2 separate regions of the Homo sapiens genome follow, and region 2 is linked to region 1. A link is an interaction called in ENCODE POLR2A ChIA-PET data of the cell type or tissue named here. Cell type or tissue: MCF 10A. All regions are shown on one strand. Region 1 overlaps LOC105373903 (a long non-coding RNA gene). Region 2 overlaps FARSB (phenylalanyl-tRNA synthetase subunit beta).

Region 1 (2,500 bases):
GAGGCTGAAAACCCCTGCTCTAGACCAATAGACTCTGTTGTTTTAAATACTAACATTATGGGCAAAACCCAGTGGCTCAAGTCTGTAATCCCAGCACTTTGGGAGGCCAAAGTGGGAGGATCACTTGAGGCCAAGAATTTGAGACCAGCCTGGGCAACATAGCAAGACCCTGTCTCTACAAAAAAATTAAAAATCAGCTAGGTGTGGTGGCACACACCTGTAGTCCTGACTACTTGAGAGGCTGACGCGGGAGGATGACTTGAGCCAGTAGTTCCAGGCTGCAGTAAGCCAAGATCGCTCCATTGCACTCCAGCCTGGGCAACAGAGTGACAGCCTATCTCTATTAAGCAAATTATAGACTATAAGCATTGGCCAATGAGAACTAACTGCAGTATCCATAAAACTGAAACTTGAAAGATGAAATAATTTGAAAATCAGTAATAACTCAATAGCCATGCACATAACTGATGAGTGGCAAAAAAGAAAATCTATCTTGAGAAGCTAAGGATTTAATAGCAAAGATTTTTTTCTTTCTTTCTTCTTTTTTTTTTTTTTTTTTTTTTTTTGAGATGAGGTCTCACTCTGTCTCCCAGGCTGGAGTGCAGTGGTGTGATCATAGCTCACTGCAGACTTGAACTCCTGGGCTCAAGTGAAATTCTTCTGCCTTAGCCTTCTGAGTAGCTGGGACTAAAGGCATGAGCCATCACACCCAGCTGCAAAGATTTTTTTAAAAATAAACTAAACCCACTGTCATCAACCTCACCCTACTCGTCTCCTCCTGTCCTCTCTGCACCTTGCTCTGGTCAAAACATTGCTTCCTGCTTCCTGTAAACCTCCATGCCTTTGTGCAGTGTTTTCTCTGCCTGGAATGTCCTTTCCCCTCTCCTTCATCTGGCATATTTCTACCTCTTATAGCCCCAAAATGTCACTGGCTGCTGCTCTTCTGAGCACTGCCCCTTTCCCTCCTGGCCTCATTCCTCCCCTTTCAGCCTCCAGCATCTCTCACTATTGCACACACATTCCTGGGTGTCCATGTCTGTCCGTACCTGCCCTTTGCTTAAGAGCCTACCCTGGGGGAATTACCAGGACTGAATCCCACTCCAGAGTCTCTGTTCATTGGGCTGGGTGAGGCCTGGGCATTTGTATTTTCAAGCACCTAAGCCAGCGTTAAGAACCATTGTTCTCAGACAGAGGCCAGTCTCCTCAACTCAGGGAACTCTGAGGCTGCCCTAACCAGAGTCTCTATTTCAGAATCATTTCTCACCCTCAGCATCTTGACCTCTTTACTTCCTAGCCATATTCCCAAATGCTCCATTCACACACAAAACCAAAAGAACAACTGCAATAATTTTCCTTAATAACTTAAGTCTATTTGTTTAAATTTTGGAAAAGACAGGGAATGATGAAGCTGAAATTGATTCACCACTAATCCCAGAGCCAAGGGGTAACCACTGGCATATTTTAGTATTTCCTATCAGTACTGTCCTGGGGCATAGTCATCCATAAAGTCACACCCTGTCCTGCAGATGTGCCTCTCTTCATATGACTACTCCTCCTTGGAATGTCTGCCCCCACCTCCATCCCTTAGCAAGCTACTGGAAAGTCCTCCATGCCTTCACTCTAAGCGTCTTTTTCAACGTATTTTCCTGACTAATCTCAGGTAGATGGAATGTCTTCTCTCATATCTTCGTTTCTATAGGACTGTACATCCACCTTGATTTTGGTGCTGATTACAAGCTGAAAGTCTCCTGCAGGACTGTGAGATCTATGAGTGTAGGGATTCATGAATTTTTCTCATGCATGCTTTTTGGTTTGCATTTTAATCCCTGATGCATAGCACAGGGCCCGGCTGGAAGACAGCTGTAGTCAATGTTTATTGAATGTTGAATTTGCTTCCGCAATTGAATTAGAGAATAAGATATGCTCCTTGGTGAAGCCATTCTAGAGGGTGGCAGTTCAGCAATTGCTATGGCATATATATTTTAATCCCATATATATATATGTATTTTTTCTTTTTTTGAGGCAGAGTCTCACTCTGTCGCCCAGGCTGGAGTGCAGCGGCGCCATCTCGGCTCACTACAAGCTCCGCCTCCTGGGTTCATGCCATTCTCTTGCCTCAGCCTCCCGAGTAGCTGGGACCACAAGTGCCCGCCACCATACCCAGCTAATTTTTTTGTATTTTTAGTAGAGACGGGGTTTCACCGTGTTAGCCAGGATGGTCTTGATCTCCTGACCTCGTGATCCGTCCATCTCGGCCTCCCAAAGTGCTGGGATTACAGGCGTGAGCCACCACGCCCGGCCGGCCTACAAATATATTTTAATTTGGCTTTCTTCCTTTTTATGCTTAACATTATTCACCAGGCACAGTGGCTTATGCCTGTGATCTTTAGCACTTTGGGAGCTGAGGTGGGAGGATTGCTTGAGCTTAGGAGTTTGAGACTGGTCAAAATAGTGAGATCCCATGTCTAAAAAAATTTTTTTTTAATTAGCCAGGTATGGT
Region 2 (2,500 bases), 120 kb before region 1:
TAATATCATTAGAGATAGCAAACAGTAAGGCTTTTCTTTGTAATATCTTGTAATAGGAAGGTAGCTGCATTCTTGCCACTGGCATACATTTTCATTCAAACAAGTATATATTAATTTATTCAGTCAACAAGTAATAAAGTGGTAAACAAGAGAAAAAGTCACTACCTTCACAGAATTTATATTTCAGTAAGATTTCTGAAAATGTATTAAATAATTGAGAAAAAGTTTGCTCATAATTCATATATTTACCAAACAACCCCTCTGAAAAGTTTAAAATCTTTTAAAATTTCATTAATGTTCCACAATTTAAACAATTATATCTCAAATGTGTTTTAAACATGCATTGGATATTATTATCCAAAATTATTTATGGAAAGCAAAGGCTTTGTTCTTTTTCATTCCTAGGTTAAAAAAAAATGTTTTTTTAAGGGCTAGGGGCTAAGTATATAATCATTTTAGCAAATGATCAAAGAAAATCACATTTTTTAGAAGGGTAAGCTTTGGACCAGGCACAGAGGCTCACAGCTATAATCCCAGCACTTTAGGAGGCTGTAGGGGAAGGATCCTTTGAGCTCAGGAATTTGAGAGCAGCCTGGGCAACATAGTGAAACCCCATTTCTAAACAATACAAAAAATTAGCTGGGTGTGGTGGCGTGTGCCTGTACTCCCAAATACTCAAGAAGCTGCAGGGGAAGGATCCTTTGAGCTCAGGAATTTGAGACTAGCCTGGGCAACATGGTGAAAACCCATTTCTAAAAAATACAAAAAATTAGCCAGGTGTGGTGGCGTGTGTCTGTACTCCCAAATACTCAAGAAGCTGCAGGGGAAGTATCCTTTGAGCTCAGGAATGAGACCAGCCTGGGCAACATGGTGAAACCCCATTTCTAAAAAATACAAAAAACTAGCCGGGTGTGGTGGCGTGTGCCTGTACTCCCAAATACTCAGGAGGCTGAGGTGGGAGGATCACTTGAGCCTGGGAAGCAGAGGTTGCAGTGAGCCAAGACTGCACCACTGCATTCCAGTCTGGGCAAAAGAGCCAGACCCTGTCTCAAAACAAAAAAAAAAGAGTAAGCTTTGTTTCTCTTTCCTCCCCACTTTATACAGACATGTACAAAAGAAAATTTTTAAAAGAAAAATAAGAATTTGTCCTTATTACCTCTTCTGTGATAATCAATTTCTGGATTTTTCCATCAGGCATTACCCGTTTATACACTGGAGCCTTTATCCTAAAATAATATTTAAATGAATTTACTCATAATTAATCAAGACATTATATAAAATAATTACATTCTATGCTGTATATAGGAAGTATACAAAATGAATTAGGGCAATGGGTTGAGTTACAGCAAGTCAAATTTTGGCTGAACACTAAAAAAAAAAAACAAAAAAAAAAACTAACAAACTTTTTAACATTTAAAGTTGTCCAAAAATGACATAAGATGCCTCATAGTAATGTATTTCCTATCACTAGCATCCCAGCAGAGGCTACAAACCATTAACTGAGCAACCGTTTAAGGAGCATTTCAACATCAGCTGAGGGACTGGATTAGATAACCTTTAAGTTATGATAGTTATTCTAACCATGAGATTCTGAGCTTCTAGGAAGAAACAGAGCTTATGGAAAATACAGATTCCCTGGTTCCATCTGGCCCTACTGAATAAAATAAGTGAAGACAAAGATTTGGTAAATGGTGCATTTTGAAGGCATCTCTAGGGAACTCTTATCATAGGGAGAAGTTGGGAACTACTGTTTTAAGGCAGTGCTTCTCAAATTTCAATGTGCTTACAATCAATTGGGGAGTTTGTTAAACCACAGATTCTGATTAATAGGTGTTGGGTGGCGACTAAGACTGCATTTCTAGTAAGTTCTCATGTGATTCAGATGCTGCTGGTCCATGGACTCACTTTAAGTAGAAAACATTTTAAGTTGCTTTCCTAATTCTGTCTGATCATAAAAATCACAAGGTGACTGGTAAAAATACAGATTCTCACTGGGCAGGTTTGGGAAACGAACTCTCAGGAGTTATCCTTGATCCTAAAATAAAAGCATCTGATTGTCCCATAGGAAACCAACTGAGTCAACTCTAAAATTTTAACCATCCTTAACCTAATGCCTAATTATCACCATTTCACCAATACCCATCACTCACCTAAACCCTCACAATTTCAGAATCTAGCCCATCAGTTAGAACTCTTATTCTTTTGCAGCTGACCAGATAATGAAGAAGTAATCAAAAATAAAAACAATTTTTAATAGCTGTTCATTTTTTTCACTGTATATATTTGTTATCCTCTATCTTTTTTTTTTTTTTTGAAACAGAGTCTCCCTCTGCTGCCCAGGCTGGAGTGCAGTGGTGCAAATCTCGACTCACTGCAACCTCCACCTCCCAGGTTCAAACGATTCTGTGCCTCAGCCTCCTGAGTAGCTGGGATTACAGGTGCACGCCACTATGCCTGGCTAATTTTCATATTTTTAGTAGAGACGGGGTTTCACCATGTT

The links. ChIA-PET counts read pairs that join two places held together with the same protein. Peaks named below come from ENCODE experiments on the same cell type or tissue, not always from the same donor. Only the 100,000 strongest peaks of a DNase experiment are listed, where the experiment ranks them.
Region 2: POLR2A ChIA-PET joins it to region 1 with 5 read pairs; 3 of 35 experiments call an interaction of 5 or more read pairs at or near these places.

The regions. Positions count from the first base shown.
Region 1 is chr2:222,755,626-222,758,125 of GRCh38, forward strand. All of the region lies in intron 2 of LOC105373903 (a long non-coding RNA gene), which reads left to right. Among named protein-coding and RNA genes, the nearest start is that of MOGAT1, 85 kb to the left of the region's middle. In MCF 10A, no CTCF peak of the experiment used is centred here; a DNase peak (open chromatin) is centred at 1,546.
Region 2 is chr2:222,639,706-222,642,205 of GRCh38, forward strand. FARSB (phenylalanyl-tRNA synthetase subunit beta) reads right to left here. Exons shown (of 17, transcript NM_005687.5): 4 at 1,157-1,226. Among named protein-coding and RNA genes, the nearest start is that of FARSB, 15 kb to the right of the region's middle. In MCF 10A, no CTCF peak of the experiment used is centred here; no DNase peak of the experiment used is centred here.